Linked DNA regions of Homo sapiens: region 2 is linked to region 1. A link is a loop called in an ENCODE intact Hi-C map of the cell type or tissue named here. Cell type or tissue: IMR-90. All regions are shown on one strand. Region 1 overlaps INF2 (inverted formin 2). Region 2 has its middle 15 kb from the start of LINC02280.

The links. Peaks named below come from ENCODE experiments on the same cell type or tissue, not always from the same donor. Only the 100,000 strongest peaks of a DNase experiment are listed, where the experiment ranks them.
Region 2: a loop joins it to region 1, with 21 times the contacts of the local background. A loop is called at or near these places in 109 of 110 quality-filtered maps.

Annotation. Positions count from the first base shown.
Region 1 is chr14:104,706,005-104,711,004 of GRCh38, forward strand. It overlaps INF2 (inverted formin 2), which reads left to right. Exons shown (of 23, transcript NM_022489.4): 6 at 31-172; 7 at 906-1,047; 8 at 1,249-1,998; 9 at 2,432-2,583; 10 at 2,667-2,728; 11 at 3,277-3,379; 12 at 3,616-3,701; 13 at 4,084-4,184; 14 at 4,933-5,000. Among named protein-coding and RNA genes, the nearest start is that of ADSS1, 16 kb to the right of the region's middle. RefSeq lists an enhancer at 448-1,038 and a silencer at 2,724-2,873. In IMR-90, a CTCF peak has its summit at 2,814 (motif pointing left); no DNase peak of the experiment used is centred here.
Region 2 is chr14:104,648,239-104,653,238 of GRCh38, forward strand. No RefSeq gene overlaps it. Among named protein-coding and RNA genes, the nearest start is that of LINC02280, 15 kb to the right of the region's middle. RefSeq lists silencers at 2,007-2,156, 2,167-2,246, 2,327-2,406 and an enhancer at 4,688-5,000. In IMR-90, a CTCF peak has its summit at 2,270 (motif pointing right); no DNase peak of the experiment used is centred here; H3K4me3 peaks cover 572 bases; H3K27ac peaks cover 290 bases; H3K27me3 peaks cover 594 bases.

The sequences.
Region 1 (5,000 bases):
GGCTTAGCCCACCTGGCCCCTCCTGCACAGAGACCTGGAGGATGCCGACCTGCTGATCCAGCTGGAGGCTTTCGAGGAGGCTAAGGCCGAGGACGAGGAGGAGCTGCTGCGAGTCTCTGGCGGGGTCGACATGAGCAGCCACCAGGAGGTCTTTGCCTCCCTGTTCCACAAGGTGGGCTGGGGGCTGCAGGGCGGAGGGCAGCCCTCCAGGGCAGGCTGTGGCCCTGAGGTCCAGAGGCTGGGCCTGGAACGGTCCTCCCTGCCCTGGTCAGACCCTGCTGTGACCTGGGCCATGGTGCCAGCTTTGGGGTGAGACTCCAGGGAGCAGCAAGGACCCAGGGGTTGGAAAGGGAGGTGGCGCCTAGAGCGGGCAGCCTGGGGGCCGGGCTGGGCCCTGGGGGCAAAGCCAGGGCCACAGGACCCAGAAGGACGGGGCTCCAAAGACCAGTGCGGCCCACAGCCGGCCTTACTGTCCTGGGCCCCAGCTGCCCAGTCCCCATCAGGTGGGCTTCAGAGGCCTCAGGGCTTGGTGAGGGGCTAAGAGGCTGAATTCTCGTCAAGCTCAGGCCTTCCCCTCATTCCCTGAACCTTGCAGCTCTCATCTGGGGGCAGTTGTGTCCCCAGGTGGCATCTGGCAACATCTGAAGACATTTTTGGCTGCCACGGCTGGGCAGGGGGTGCTGTTGGCATTGAGTAGGTAGAGACCAGTGGTTCTGTTTAACATCCCATAATGCACAGGACAGTCCCACATGTCACCAGTACCACAGTCGCTGAAACTCTCATCTCTAGGGATCCGTGGGAATAGAGGGGGTGATGGGGCTGGACACCCTGGCAGACAGGCCACAGTCCTTAGTCCACCAGGGAGGGGCCGGCTGCTGACCTGCACCCCACACTCGCCCGTCCAGGTGAGCTGCTCCCCGGTGTCTGCCCAGCTCCTGTCGGTGCTGCAGGGCCTCCTGCACCTGGAGCCCACCCTCCGCTCCAGCCAGCTGCTCTGGGAGGCCCTGGAGAGCCTCGTGAACCGGGCCGTGCTCCTGGCCAGCGATGGTGAGGGGGCGGGGCAGGGGCGTAGGCACAGCCTGGTGGGCAGACACTGAGGTCTTAGACCATGGGGGGGGGAGCCTGCCCTTGGCCCCAACCCATCCTCTGCCCAGGGGAGGTGGCCGCTTTTTCCTGCCTCTTCCTCAAGCCCCCATCCCTCCCTCTCCGGCTCCCTTCTCCCTTGACCCTGGACATCCCCTACTGCAGCCCAGGAATGCACCCTGGAGGAAGTGGTTGAGCGGCTCCTGTCTGTCAAGGGGCGACCCAGACCGAGCCCCCTGGTCAAGGCCCATAAAAGCGTCCAGGCCAACCTAGACCAGAGCCAGAGGGGCAGCTCCCCGCAAAACACTACAACCCCCAAGCCCAGCGTGGAGGGCCAGCAGCCAGCAGCAGCTGCTGCCTGCGAGCCCGTGGACCACGCCCAGAGTGAGAGCATCCTGAAAGTTTCGCAGCCCAGAGCCCTGGAGCAGCAGGCGTCCACCCCACCCCCACCCCCACCCCCACCCCTGCTCCCTGGTTCCAGTGCCGAGCCCCCTCCCCCTCCCCCACCACCCCCCCTGCCCAGTGTGGGGGCTAAGGCCCTCCCAACAGCACCCCCGCCCCCACCCCTGCCAGGCCTGGGGGCCATGGCCCCCCCAGCACCTCCTCTACCACCACCCCTGCCAGGCTCCTGTGAGTTCCTGCCCCCACCACCTCCACCACTCCCGGGCTTGGGATGCCCGCCCCCACCCCCACCCCTGCTGCCTGGTATGGGCTGGGGCCCTCCTCCACCCCCACCTCCACTACTGCCCTGCACCTGCAGCCCCCCCGTGGCGGGAGGCATGGAGGAGGTCATCGTGGCCCAGGTGGACCATGGCTTGGGCTCAGCATGGGTCCCCAGCCATCGGCGGGTGAACCCACCCACACTGCGCATGAAGAAGCTGAACTGGCAGAAGCTGCCATCCAACGTGGCACGTGGTGAGGGTCCCCAGACCCCCAAGGGAAGCTTCCCCTAGGACGGGGGCTGGTCTCTGCTGGGGAGAGGGGCAGGTGGCACATGGAACTTGTGTGCGCGTCCTGCCCGTGCGTGGCCAGGGCAGCCTGGCCCTTGCTCTGGGCTCGGCGCCTGTGGTTGAGGTGGGGACGGGGGAGGAGCAGGGCAGGGGCTACCTCTGAGGACCCCCCTCCACATGCTCCCGTGAGCCAGTGCATCTGGGGTGCCATGGTGCCCTGGGGCCCTGCTACAGGTGCTCAGGTAGGGAGGTAGGGTGCCTGCTGTACGCTGGACCTGGACCTACTGGGCCCCAGGCAGGACATCCTTTAGACCCTCTGGGAGGCTCCAGCCCCTGCCTGCTGGATCGCCAGGCCCCGGGGCTGCGAGAGCCTCACTGGCCGTGTCCCCACCCGACAGAGCACAACTCTATGTGGGCGTCCCTGAGCAGCCCCGACGCCGAGGCTGTGGAGCCCGACTTCTCCAGCATCGAGCGACTATTCTCCTTCCCTGCAGCCAAGCCCAAGGAGCCCACCATGGTGGCCCCCCGGGCCAGGAAGGAGCCCAAGGAGGTGGGGACGGGGAGGGGACTCAGACCGGGGCCGCCTGCCTGGCCACCCTCCGGTACCAGCCTGTTGGGTGGGGGGTTTTCTAGATCACTTTCCTCGATGCCAAGAAGAGCCTGAACCTCAACATCTTCCTGAAGCAATTTAAGTGGTGAGTGAGGGAGGTAGCCCCCATCCCAGGCCACGGAGCCTCGCCTCCACCTGAGCCTTCTGACTTGGGCCCAGCAGTGCCCTCTGCAGGCCGCCATGGGAAGTGCACACTGCATCCCCTAGGCAGGATTGTAGGCGGGTAATAGCCCCATGCTGCCCCAGCTAGGGGCTGTCCAGGCTCCCAGGGACAGAGCGCTGGGACCTCCCCCCACAAGGCCACAGACAAGTAGTGGCTAAACCAGTGGGCCCTGACTCTCAGCCCCCGAGTCCTTTCCTGCTGCGGGTGTCCAGCACTGGCCCGAGGGAGCTGGCTGGACCCGACCCATCCTGCATCTCCTGAGCAGGGCCCATGGAGGGTAGCGAGGGTGGGAGTCAGCCTGGGTCCCCTTCACCGCGTGACCGTGGGCAACAACTCGACTGTTCTGTGTCCCCCCTGCCCTGGCCACCCCATGACTACGTGGGGAAACCCTGCCAGGTGGGGTCCCAAAGAGGCTGGGTGGGGGTGACTCATGATTCACTCACCCCTGCCCGGTCCTCTCCCTGCTCCAGCTCCAACGAGGAGGTCGCTGCTATGATCCGGGCTGGAGATACCACCAAGTTTGATGTGGAGGTTCTCAAACAACTCCTTAAGCTCCTTCCCGAGAAGCACGAGGTAAGAGGACCACCCCCACACCCCACCCCCAGTTAGTGCCACCAACCAAGGGAGAGGCTGTCCCGGGGGCTCCCAGCAGGGAGACAGAGAAGGGAGGCATCCCAGCCCTACCTCTGCCCTGAACCGTGAGCCACAGGGAGCCATGATGGGCACTGGAGGGGCTGAGCCCGGCGGGCAGTCCGGGAGGGCGGGAAGCTGGCATGGGGGGATCCCACATGCCGTTCTCCTCCTGGCAGATTGAAAACCTGCGGGCATTCACAGAGGAGCGAGCCAAGCTGGCCAGCGCCGACCACTTCTACCTCCTCCTGCTGGCCATTCCCTGGTGAGCATGGCCGCCCTCAGACCCCAGGGCCTGGGCCCCAGGTGGGAGGAGAGCAGGAATAGGGAGCAGGGCCCAGCCAGGGAGGAGAAGAGGCTGTGCCAATGGCTGCCCCGGGCTCCAGGAGCAGCATTGCAGCGGTTGGGCTTCTAAACATCACTCGAGCCCCACCCCCAGTCCTTCCCCTCAAAGTGTGGGGCTGGAGGCCTCTGGAGGAATTGGATCCTGCTCTGCGCAGGCCCGGGAGGGTGCCTGTTGGATGGGGCAGGCGGTGGAAACCCCCTCCCTTTGCCCACCACCCAAGCCAGAGCCCTGTGCTGAGTGCCCCTCTGGCAGGGACAGGTGGGGGGTGCAGGCCACTGATCCCTGTCTGTGCCATCCCCAGCTACCAGCTGCGAATCGAGTGCATGCTGCTGTGTGAGGGCGCGGCCGCCGTGCTGGACATGGTGCGGCCCAAGGCCCAGCTGGTGCTGGCTGCCTGCGAAAGTGAGTGGGGCCAAGCGGGGCACGTGTGCAGGAGGGACAGGCCTCCGAACCGGGGCGGGAGGGCTGCTCGGGGCCCCTGCTACTGCCAGTATCATAATGGCTGCTAAGAGCACCTAAGGGTGCCAGCCTTCACCACCACTCCGGAAACCACCCTGCTGCCACCACCTCGGTGCACACACCTACTGGACGCACAGACACACGCATGCCCACCGCCACTCGGGCACGTGCACACACACAAGCACACTGCCACTCTCCGGCACGCGCACACACAAGCACACCGCCACTCAGGCACGTGCACACACGCATGCACACCGCCACTCGGGCACGTGCACACACACAAGCCCACAAGCACAGTCACACACATGCACACAGGACACACAGACACACGTACACACCCCCCCAACACACACACCCTCACATACATGTACAGACATAAGTGCACACACACGGGCACCATCTCTGAAAGGGGAATCCATGGGGACCTGCCACAGCCACTGGGCAGGGAGAGGGACAGGTACGGACCAGTGAGGCACAGCTCACGTCTGTCAGGCACACTGTAGGTGTCCACTCCCGTCGGTGGAGGGTTTGCAGCCCCCAGGCCCTGTCCTGTGATCCTTCCGGTGCTGGGCTGAGCCTGGGGAGGAGCCAGGGAGTGCAGGGGCACTGGCAAGCAGGACCACACCCCACCGCCAGGGCATCTGGGGGCTCCGAACCAAGAGCCCCTCTCCAGCCCTGGCTGCCCCTGCAGGCCTGCTCACCAGCCGCCAGCTGCCCATCTTCTGCCAGCTGATCCTGAGAATTGGGAACTTCCTCAAC
Region 2 (5,000 bases), 58 kb before region 1:
TGTCGCCCAGGCTGGAGTGCAATGGCGCAATCTCAGCTCACTGCAACCTCCGCCTACTGGGTTCAAGCAATTCTCCTGCCTCAGCCTCCTGTGTAGCTGGGACTACAGGCGCCCACGACCACAGCCGGCTAAGTTTTTTATTTCATTTTATTTTTTAGGAGAGATGGGGTTTTGCTGTATTGGCCAGGCTAGTCCTGAACTCCTGACCTCAAGTGATCTGCCCACCTTGGCCTCCCAAAGTGCTGGGATTACAGGTGTGAGCCACTGGGCCTGGCCTCCTTTTTTTCTTTAAAGTAAAATTTACATGTAGTAAATAGTATTTGGCCATAAAGGGAATGAATTACTGATACATGCTACAATGTGGATGAACTTTGAAAACAGTAAGCTAAGGGAAAAGAGGTAGACATAAAGGGCCACCCACTACACAACTCCATCCACATGAAAGTCCAGAAGAGAGAAATCCATAGAGACAGAAAGTAAAGGCTGGGCACGGTGGCTCACGCCTGTAATCCCAGCACTTTGGGAGGCCAAGGCGGTGGAAGCCCTGAGGTGAGGAGTTCAAGACCATCCTGGCCAACATAGTGAAACCCCATCTCTACTAAAAATACAAAAATTAGTTAGGTGTGGGGGTGCACGCCTGTAATCTCAGCTACTCGGCTGCTGAGGCAGGAGAATTGCTTGAACCTGGGAGGTGGAGGGTGCAGTGACCACTGCACTCCAGCCTGGGTGACAGAGCAAGACTCCATATCAAAAAAAATAATAATAATAGATTAGTGGTTGCCTAGATGACTTCTAACAAACGCATACACCTACGAAGAGGGAGAACACCACCACCAATCCAGAATGTTCCCTCATGCCCTCTCCTGGCAAAGCCCCACCCCCACCCTACCCCAAAAGACATCCCCTGGTACGATTTCTTGCCTGTTCTAGAACACCACATAAAAGGAATCACAGCAGGTCCTGTTCTGTGGAAGGTCTCTTTTGCTCAGCATCATGTTTATAAAGTCATCCATATTGCTGCACGGATCGCTGGTTCATATTGATATTCATTAGATAACGGTTGGACCAGTCCTCCCACCCTCCCTCCCGCCATCTCTCTCTCTCTCTCTCTCTCTGTCTCCCTCTCTCTTTCTTTCTTTCTTGAGATGGAGTCTCGCTCTGTGGCCCAGGCTGGAGTGCAATGGTGTGATCTCGGCTCACTGCAACCTCCGCTTCCCAGGTTCAAGCAATTCTGCCTCGGCCTCCCGAGCAGCTGGGATTACAGGTGCCCACCACCACGCCCGGCTAATTTTGGTATTTTTAGTAGAGACAGGTTTTCACCATGTTGGCCAGTCTTTTAAATGAATCCAACGAAATCTAAATATCATGGTGATTTAATCATCAATTTTTAAGAGACAATTTTTTAACAGACTTAAATGTTTTCTCCTTTGCCTTGTATTTTCCCTCCACTTTGCCCACAGAATTTTATGCCAACATGACATATCTTCTGCTCCAAGTCCTCCGCTGGCCTCACTGTGCTTTTCCGTAATGGAAATATGTGTATAAATTGAAATGCCACTTTTCATTCTTTACTTCATAAGTCTCTTATCTTTAAATGTTTCTACTGGATTCATTATTTTTCAATTATTAGCCCACAGTTCCTCAAAACCACTGATTGGGATATAAATAATCTATATTATACATTTTGATTAAAAATTGTTACACAGAAAAAGGAAGTTTTCATTGGGGATGCATCTCCCGATGAAGGGGACGGGCTTTTTTCCGTGTAGCCCCTGTTTCCATGGGTGACGACGACTTGTTGAAAAGACTCACTATCCCGCGTGGAATGTCCTCCTGCTTTTTGGGTTTTAGGGGCTAGCACTGAGCGTCTTTGTTCACACGAACAAGTCTACGGGACAAAGGAGGATTGGGGCAGCACTTCCGCAAACCTGAGACGGGCCACCGGGAATCGCTGCTGCGGTCGGGGGCTGCGACGCCACCAGCCCCAGGGTGGAGAGCGGCTTTCTGGGCGTCCGGGCAAGTCCATGCTCCGGGTGGGGAGGCCGAGGGGCCGAGGAAGTCGAGGGTCTGGACATTCGCTGCCCCGGAGCCGCGTGAGCCCGCCCCGCCCTGGAACGTCCTCCCAGGCGTTCTCGCCTTTGCAGCCCCCGCCTGACTGCGGACCCTCCACTCCCCACTCTCTCCTTCCATCCCCGCTTCCCTCTCCCTGCCCCTCCTCCTCCCCCGTCGTCAGCCTTGACAAAGGAGGGCGATGCCACCGCTTACCGCCAGAGGGCGCGCCGCGCCCCCCAAACGGACACTGAAGCGGGCGCCCCCTGGCCGAGCGGGGCGCAGGGGAAGAGGGGGCGGAGGGGGAGAGGAGGTGCAGGGACAGAGGGGGCCCAGGGGGCTTCCAGCCTCCTGCCTGGGTCCTGGTTTGGTTGCCCCCGCACCACCCAGCGCTTGCCCACCCTGCCTCAGTCTCCCCATCTCCCAGCCTCGGGGCTCCTCTGGCTGGCTGGGGCCCACCCTGGGGCAGAGCCGCTGGGTCTGGGGATGGGTAGCATCAAGATGCCTCGAAGTCCTGGCCTGGTCTTCAGGCTCCCTATAATTAGGACTCCACCCCCACCCCTACAGGAGCCTGTCCAGAAGGTCCTGGGCGTGGCTGGGGTGTCGTGGACACCTGCCATCTTTCCTGAACGCTGCAGACACCTGCGTCCCACTCCAGTGCAGGTGGCCTGGGCCCCTTCAAGGAATGGCTGGGAGTGGGAGGGTGGGCCTGGGGTTTCACGGCCCACACCTGAGGCCAGTCACACCCCGACTGGGCCAGGCAGAAGCTGCACAAACTTCACACTGGAAAGGTGGGGCCAAGGGCAGCCCCAGCCCACCTGCCAGCACCTCCCCATCCCCAGCATCTGCCGGGCACAGTGGGGGCACACCTAACCTCCCCACCCCTACCCACTCTTGACATATAAGGCCTCAGCCAGGAAGTCCAGAAGGAGGGCGTGGACGGGGATCTGCACTGGAGGCCTCTACCACCTGTGAAGCCATCGGGCCTGTGGGCCGCAGGGCAGGACTCCCAGGTCTGGAGGGCCCTCAGGCTGGCCTCCATGAGGTGCCGCGAGGCTGGGGTACAGAGCTGAGTCCCCACAGCCCTCACCTCCCTGGCCCCTGCCCATCACAGCCTAGCTCCTCCTGGAGCCACCTCACCTCCCTGGGCCTCTGTTTCCCCCTCCGTAGAGCAGAGGTGTTGACGGCTTTCGCTTGGAAGGCTAAGCCAGTCTGTCTTTGCGGAGTCCACGTGCTGCCAGCACACAGTCCATGCTCCGGAGTCAGCATCCCACCACATGGTGGAGGGGATGTTCTGAAACCCCTCTTTGAAACTCACAGAACCTGGGGACAAAGCGGGGCAGCGTTTTGTCAGTGAGAAGTGGCCGCAGGAGGGGCCCAGTGACCAGCACCAGGTACAGGAGCAGACCCACGGCCCGGCCCACAGGCACCAGACACCCTGGGCACAACCGGGCCTGGGTTCCCTCTGACATGGGGCACCTGGACAGATACTTGAGCACAGCCAGGCCTTCAGATGACAGCCATCCCCGCAAGCATCTGACCACGTGCAAGACCCCGCACCTGAGCTTCCCAAATGAGCCCCTCCTAAATGCCAACTCCAGAAACCATGAAATAATTGTCCACTGTTTACGCATCGGAGCCGCTGGCCATGCAGCAAAGGGACCAAGCTGCTGGCGCGCACAGGTTCATCTCCCAGTGGCTCCTGCTGTCGAGGGCTGCCCCCCTGCTCCCCTCCTGCAGGGCTTGTTCCCAGCAGGTGCATCCTCTAGCTGGGCCTGGAGACCCGGCGCCACGTGGCACAGCGGTGACTCTACAGCGCCCTCGTGTGCGGCTCTAGGTGCTCCCACCCGCCTCTCTCCCGGCTCAGCCTGGGCACCTTTCTCCTGGTCGCTGTGTCCCAGCACTCTCCCCTTAGGAGGCTTGGGCTGGCGGTTGTGAACGTTTCCGACCGGGCTGTCCTGGCTCCCCACCAAGTGTGTGTCCACCCCTCCCACCATGGCTGCTCCCCACGTTGGCTCAGGGAGCCCCTGAGGAGGTCCATGGCGTCCCAAGCCCACCAATGCCCACCACTGCTTTCAGCTTCCTCGTGCTCGCCAGCCACCAGGTTGGTGGTCTCTTCCTGCCCACTCTTATTTTGTGTTCCAGGGGAACATGCTGCCACCAGGCTTTACTGTGGACAGTGTCCTCTGTGTCTCCGGTTGTGCAATCTCGGTGGCTCATGTTTTACAGGGGGGTTGGGGAGAGCCAAGCCCGTGATCACTTCTCCCGCATCCTTCTCCATATGGAGAGGTTACGATATCTAGCCTCAGAACCACAGTCGTCTCATGCTCAAGGCCTGTGGGCCAGGAATCCCGAGCTGGTGGTATTGAGCCAGGAATCCCGAACTGGTGATATGCACTGTTGCTTTTCCAAACAGAAAAAGAACAAAAACTTGTAGTCCAACCCAGTTGACTCCTTAAACTACCTCTTCGAAACTCACAGAACCTGAGGACAAAGCAGGGCAGTGTGTTTATATGAAGTTGATAAACTTAAAAGACAGCTGTGAAGCCATGAAAATCCATGGAAGAACCCTAAATGCATATTACTGAGTGAAAGAAGCCAGTCTGAAGAGGCCACATACTATATGATTCCAACTCTAGGACATCCCAGAGAAGGGGAAATTACGGAGACAGTAAAAGGACCCGTAGTTGCCAGGGTTAGCGGGGGGGAAGGGATGAATCGCAGAGCATGGAGGGTGTTTACGGTAGAGAGGGCAAACCGGTGCAGCCACTGTGGAGACCAGAATGGCGATATTTCAAACAGTATTTCAAAAACTTATATTAGAATTGCCACATCATCCGGACATTTCACTTCTGGGTATTCGCCCAAGAACTGAGTGCAAGGACTTGAACAGATATCTGCACACCCGTGTCCACAGCAGCATCATTCACCAACACACGAAGGTAGAAGCA